Linked DNA regions of Homo sapiens: region 2 is linked to region 1. A link is a contact called in ENCODE Hi-C data. All regions are on one chromosome and are shown on one strand. Each heading gives the region's core, a stretch centred on a gene start or an enhancer-like site at or near the end of the contact. The rest is flanking DNA. Distances are from core to core; before and after follow the strand shown. Region 1 holds the start of PYROXD1 (pyridine nucleotide-disulphide oxidoreductase domain 1). Region 2 holds the start of ETFRF1 (electron transfer flavoprotein regulatory factor 1).

Region 1 (3,524 bases), core at 23-2,522:
AAAAGATATGTGCAAATGCTCAGAAAGAAAATGGCATATCCTGGGATCTGGAAGTGTAGTGTGGCCTGAATGGAACACAGTGTGAGTGAGATAATGTGAAAATAAGCTGAAGCAAGATGAGATCTAAATGGGCTTAAGGAATGTATTTCCTCCTCCTAGAAATGAATGCTTTGTTTGGTTGCTATACTAGTAACAGGAATTAGACACGTTTATTAAACCGCTTACCATTTAACTTGGTAAATCAAAGAACAATGATTTTTACAGGTATCAGTAAATGCCTGTAATTAGATACGTGGTAGGCTTTCCTGTTAATATATAATGGTTATTCTCAGTGTTTAAAGAATTAAAGGGACTCGGGTAATTACCAGTTTTAGAGTGAACCATTTGAGAGATAATACCTTACCATTACAAAACAACTCCTAGGGAAAGTTATATGAGACAGCAAAGGTAATAGTAAATAGTAAAATAATATGAATAGTGAATAATATAGTAAAAACAGTTAAAAATGATTTAGCAATTTCTTAAAAACAATTGACCACGAAAAAAATTCACAGTAAAACCGAGACTGGGAATATTTCATTCAACCCTCACACATGCTGCTATTGACTGGAAATTTAAGAAATGTTCATTTGTTTTGACAAAATGGAAAGCAACTGTACATTCTTCCTGGAAACTTTAGCTGAGGTCAAAGTTGTAAATGAAAAGGATGATTTTTTAGAGAACAATTCAGTAGTATTGTTTTGCCTTGTCATGAAGAATTTTTGTGCTTCCACAAACAAAAATCTTGGATTGTTAGGTGAACGGTGGCAATCAAGTGGTTTTCAGAAGACTCAAGTTTCTTCATCTACAAAAATGACAGGAGTGGGGTCAGGATGTTCCCGAAGGCTCCTTCTACTCATAAGAGCATAAAATCTGTGCCTCTAATTTCTCGCAGAAACAAATAATGAGAACTTCACACCAATTCATTTATTATATGAATGTTTTGTCCCGTGAGAACACTGGTCTATCTTTAGATATGTAATTTATCAAACTTCTTTGGGCAACCCATCTTCTTTACTTTTTTATTTTTAATTTTTTGGTTTTCTCTTTGTCAAATTTTCATGGAATAACTACATTCAGGTGTAGTAATAGTAACGCAAAGCTCTGAACACCACGAGACAATTCGTTGCTTCCGAAACGCAGCCGGCAGCAGGTACTCGAGATGAGTAGTGTGAGCTCCCGAGCACCCGTAGGTCGGATTATCTGGTAAGGCACCGGAAGTGACCGCCTCGCGGCTGCTTCCTCTCCTGGAGTCCAGAGTCCCGTTGCTCCGCCGCGATATTCAGTAAACCACTGGGAGTCCGGCAGCATGGAGGCAGCGCGCCCTCCCCCGACGGCAGGGAAGTTCGTGGTGGTCGGCGGCGGCATCGCGGGCGTCACTTGTGCGGAGCAGGTAGGGCGGTGCTCAGGCGGTTCCGCCTCTTTCCCCGACCCCAAAGGGGATAGCACTGGAGGCCTTCCTCCCACCCCCTCCCTTTTTCTTCTTCCGGGTTCCTTTTTTGCTGCGCCCTTTTCCGCACTTATTGCTCCCAGATTTTAGAAACTGCTTGGTGGTCCTCAGATGACCTCACTAGCTTTCTCTTAGGCGCAGGGAGGAGTGGGAGGCAAATTATAGCCGAGAAACCAAAGCTGGCTGATCCGTGCTCAGATCCTTGTAATGTCAGAGCAGACATGAGGACTTTGTATTTAGACAAAAAATTCAGCCCCCTTTCTTTTTATTTTTTTTTCTTTTTCTTTGAGACGGAGTCTCACTCTGTCGCCCAGACTGGAGGGCAGTGGTGCGATCTTGGCTTAATGCAAGCTTTGCCTCCCGGGTTCAAGCGATTCTTCTGTTGCGTCAGCCTGTAGCTGGGATTACAGGCGCCAGCCACCACGCCCCGCTAATGTTTGTATTTTTAGTAGAGACGGGCTTTCACCATGTTGGCCAGGCTGGTCTCGAACTCCTGGGCTCAAGCAGTCTGCCCGCTTCCGCCTACCGAAGTGCTGGCATTACAGGCCTGAGCCACAGCACCCGGCCCTCAGCCCCCTTTGTTAATTATCGTAGGTGATTGAGTTTAGTTTCCAGATAGTTGCCAAGTCTTTAGTGCATCTTAACTAATTAATAAAGAATCCCATATGTAAGTTTTCTATACTTCGAACTCCCAAGATAGAAGAAACTTTATTTCTAGTAAAGTTTTGTAAAATAATCAGCGAAGGATTAAATGCATGTAGGGCTTGCTTTCTTGATTATACTGAATAGCCAGACCATATATATTCAGATACATGTGTGTATTCCAAAAAGTTCTACATTATTTTGTTGATATAAAGTAAACATGAGCAATCACTGAAGTCATAAGAAATAGTGGAAGAAACTCAAGTGTTTCCATCGTTGGATGCGTATTTTCCGTTTATTCACTAAGTAAACATATATGATGCAGGCACCGTATTAAGGGCTGAGTGTTCAACTATGAACAGCATGGTATATACCATGCTGGGGACTCACAGCCTGCTGGAAGAGACAATATTACAATATTGTATGTCTATGCAAGAGATATCAACGGTTATCTTAGAGGTGCCTGTGGAGTATGTAGGGAGTGAATTAGGGAAGAGGAAATTTTTTTAATCAAAGAAGGTATTTTTAAAATCTCATTATGAAAGAATGAGTGAAAGTTTACCAAGTATTCAAGAAAAGAATGTCATCTCCAGTGGAAAAGCATGGATCATCAGGGAGCAGTAAAGCTTAAAGCATAGATCATAAGGAGTCTTAGCATGCTGAGAACTTAACAAGAATTTACAAGTAGTCAAATGTTTTTGAGCAGTGGAGTAACTTGATCATATGAAAAGGCTTGAAAGATGATTAGTTACAATGTATTTGTGGCAGAGGCAGCTGGTTTATACGTGAAACTGGAGAGCCAATTCGAAGGTGATTTCAGTAGTATAAAGAAGTTTTGAGGACCTCATCTAGCAATGGAAACAGCAGAGATATAAATTACAGAATATACAGAGGAAAGAAAGATGGAGAGAGTAATGATATTGTCAAATATAGAAAGTTCAAATAAAATGAGACTGAGAAGAATCGCATGGGTGTTGGGCACGATAGCTCACACTTGTAATCTTAGAACTTTGGGAGGCCAAGGTGGGAGGATTGCATGAGTCCAGGAGTTTGAAGCCAGACTGGGCAACATGGCAAGATCCCATCTCCATTAAAAAAAAAATAAATAATCCCTTGGATTTTAAGGATTCATAGATCCCTCAAACATGCTGTTTTAGTGATGGAGTAGGAATAGAAGCCAGATTATTGAGGGTGGTGGTGTCGAGGAACCAGACTTTGAGATAAGAAAATGCTTTCAGGTACAGAGTGAAGAAGACCGAGGTTGTAGCTAAAGGAAAATAATGAAACATTAACAAGTTATACCTCTAAATTTTGTGGAAGCAATTATTAAAATGGCTTTATCGTCCCACAATATGTACTGACTGGAAGAGGCAGAATAGGAGTGCCAGAGCAC
Region 2 (3,488 bases), core at 226-2,725, 3.8 Mb after region 1:
ATAAATTGACTTAAGGTCCATTTGCATTCCGCCAGGAATGCTCTCCACTCCCTATTTCTTTTTTTCTCTTTTTTTTTTGAGACGGAGTCTCGCTCTGTCACCCAGGCTGGAGTGCAGTGGCACAATCTCGGCTCACTGCAACCTCCGCCTCCCAGGTTCAAGCGATTCTCTTGCTTCAGCCCCCTGAGTAGCTGGAATTACAGGTGCGCGCCAACACGCCCGGCTAATTTTTGTATTTTTAGTAGAGACTGGGTTTCACCATGTTGACCAGGCTGGTCTCGAACTCCTGACATCGTGATCTGCCCGCCTCGGCCTCCCAAAGTGCTGGGATTACAGGGGTGAGCCACCGCGCCAGGCCTCCACTCCCTATTTCTTCCCACCATATGTGGAAAACTCGTATTTATACTTTAAAACAGGTTGAAAAGCACCACTCTCCTTCCCTTGTTTCCCCTCACTGAAATTTCATCATTTCCAACTGTGTGTTACCCCATTTTAGATGCTTCAATTGTTACAGTTGTAAAGCTGTATTGTAATTAATTTGTTTAATCTGTATCCTATAAGCAGAGTTGTCGTCATGTTCTTCTTGGTATTCTTGGCTTCTAGCCCAGTGCCAAGTACAAAGAATGCACTCCACATTTTTCCCTTAATTAATGAATTAAATAAGTAATTACATTCTCCACTTCCTCTGGTTTTAATTATAGAAAATGTCTTGATGGAAACCACATTTAAGAAAATCAGAGATACTCTCATAGCTACATGTTGGCCTGTCTCCTTGCTGAAAACATGGCAGTTGAGGAGTGCAGAAAAACAAAATGAGAAGCCTTATCATATTTAACTAATGCAGGATGAGAACCTTGAATCACAAAACAATTCATATTCCCACAAAAGACGACATAAAATATTTTTTCAAAGCAGAGTAAATTGCATTAGCTTTTAATTAACTGCTGGAGAAGTACTAAAACATTTCCGCCAAGTTGCAATAAGAAAATTTAGTGGGAACGTCTATCACTACTGAAAGTTACTAGGTTGGGACCAATTTTCAAGCTTAGCAACATTCGAGATCAGGATACCGTGTGACAGCTTTGACCATCTCCCGTTTGCAGAAACTGGTTTGGGACTCCTACCTGTCCGCCTGGTCCAGGTAAGGAAAGCCATTGCTGAGAAGAGGGCCGACCCACCCCAAGGTATGAGTTATTTCCCAAACCGACCCGCTTCGCTGTAAAATATGACTGGCTCTTGATTACATTATTTAACACTGGTGAAGCAGAATCAGTGGTCGCCCCTCCACCTGTCTGCCTCATTTGCCTTGCTCACCATTAAGAGTCAAGCTCCACTGCAGTAGTCCGCAGAGTCGGAGCAGAAATTGTGTGGACAAACGCTCCCGGGTTGCCCGGACGACAGGCCCCGCCCACTTGAGCTCCAGGAAAAGAGCGCAGCCGCGCGGAGGCTCTTCCGGCCGGCGCCCCGCCCCCTTTACTGACAGGTTGCCCACCTCCCCCAACGCCACCCCGCTTCGCAGTAGACGGACAGAGGAGTCGTAGCGGTCGAGGCTTTTGCGGCTCCGGCGTGCCGGAAAGTGCGTGAGTGCCGCCGCCGGGGAGTTTTGTTCCATTTCCCGGATCCTGGGGTCTGGAGGCGAAATATGCTCTGGGCGAGGACCACCGGGTGTGGGAAGAGGGTTCTGAGCGTCTCCTGACGTTGACGGTTTATTTCCTAGAGTGTGTTGGGTCTTTCTGTGAGGGTTTCGAGAAGGAAACAGGCATGCGACTGGTTCATGCAGCGGACACCCGGTGGGAGGCCTGGGCCTCTGCGGTTTAATCCAGCAGGGGGATGGGGCTCATTCCGCAATTTAAAGAGAGAAATAAGTTGGCTCCAGAGGGTTGGTTATTTTAAGATTAATGACCTTCGGATTCTTCTTTCTGCTCTATTGTTTACTTTCTGTGCAGCGTACGCGTCCTTTTTCCTAAGAGCGCCCTAAACAAGAATTGAAAATGAAGCAATTCCTGGCTAAAATATTCCTTAACATGAAGATCGCTGAGGCCCCAAAGACTCATTAGTTTCCCGAGGTCACAGACTAATTTTACTAACCACACAACCTTTAGAATTTCAGTCTCCTCCCACATGAAGAAACGCCGGCACCTTACACCGACAGGAAAACTACAATTAAGTGAGGCTGTTCTCCTCAAGCCCGACTGAGTTCTCTGTAATTGTAGGGCATACCTACACCCTGTTTTAGCATTATGAGACCTGAAATACTTTTAAATTACTGGCACCATTTCTCATCTCTGAATTATAAGTTTATAATGCTCTATCCCTTCCAGTGTTATTGACTACATGCATTATTCATAGATAAGTAGTAGGACTAAGCTAGTCTTTGTGGGTTAAAGTGTTATTATCCCTATTGTAACCTGTAACTATTATAGGTTGTGTAATAGTTATTAGCATTTTACATCCATATCCTGGTAGCAAGATAAAAACATTTTAATAGCGACTTCGTACAGAGTTCTTACTCAGTTTACCATAGCTGTTTGATATGAAAGTTAAGGCTTCCTTTTAAATTAGTTTCAGTAAAACTAATGTTTAATGATAAAACACCTCAGTCAACTCAAGTTAGGATTCATCGGGGTAAGGAGATAGTTCAGTAATCCCAAGTTACCTTAAAATAGTGGGCTTTTAGAGGAAAGGCTTTACTGAAGCTCTCACTGTATCTACCCCATGGGGAACAATGATTAACAACTTTGGCCACCACATAACCCCCAGTAAAATGACAATTTTCCATTAGCCTGGAACTGGAACTGGTTAAGTCCTAACTCCTTAGCCTAGAATGACAGGGGGAAAAAACTATCAATGGGGACTGCAACCGCTGTCTCATCCAGCGCACACATCCAAGTTTTCAGAATAATAGGGGGCTTCTCTTAGTCCTTAACTCTTGGCTCTTTACTTAAAACAGTAACCTCCATGACTTCATGCAGAGTTCAGGAGCAGCCTCAGGGCCCTGCTGAACTCAAAATTGTTTATTCACTACATTGTGAACCCAAGGAGACCTATTTCTCTTAGTGGCTAAAGTAAACCTAAATGCTTCAAGGTCAACTGCATAAAGATAAACTGCATTGCCTGGTGTGGTGGCTCACGCCTGTAATCCCAGCATTTTGAGAGGCCAAAGTGGGTGGATCACGAGGTCTGGAGATGGAGACCATCCTGGATAACACAGTGAAACCCCGTCTCTACTAAAATAATACAAAAAATTAGCCGGGCGTGGTGATCAGCACCTGTAATCCCAGCTGCTCTGGAGGCTGAGACGGGAATCGCTTGAACCCGGGAGAGGGAGGTTGCAGTGAGCCAAGATCGCACCACTACACTCCAGCCGGGTCAACAGAGCAAGACTCCGTCTCAAAAAAAAAAAAAGATAAACTGCATTAATTCATATAAGTTAACATATCAAAGAAGAACAAATTTGCCATAGCCACACTAGTTACATTTTTGCTGGG

The links. A loop is a pair of places that touch in the nucleus more often than their neighbours do. Pooled maps may share reads with other maps.
Region 2: a loop to region 1 is called in a pooled map, with 5 times the contacts of the local background. The contact joins the promoter of ETFRF1 here to the promoter of PYROXD1 in region 1. A Hi-C loop is called at or near these places in 7 of 50 pooled maps.

The regions. Positions count from the first base shown.
Region 1 is chr12:21,436,383-21,439,906 of GRCh38, forward strand. It overlaps PYROXD1 (pyridine nucleotide-disulphide oxidoreductase domain 1), which reads left to right and starts at 1,273. Exons shown (of 12, transcript NM_024854.5): 1 at 1,273-1,432. The coding sequence starts at 1,349. RefSeq lists enhancers at 1,102-1,181, 1,232-1,421.
Region 2 is chr12:25,193,762-25,197,249 of GRCh38, forward strand. ETFRF1 (electron transfer flavoprotein regulatory factor 1) reads left to right here and starts at 1,476. Exons shown (of 3, transcript NM_001001660.3): 1 at 1,476-1,576. It overlaps DNAI7 (dynein axonemal intermediate chain 7), which reads right to left and starts at 1,399. Exons shown (of 16, transcript NM_018272.5): 1 at 1,315-1,399. The coding sequence starts at 1,317. RefSeq lists an enhancer at 1,717-1,836.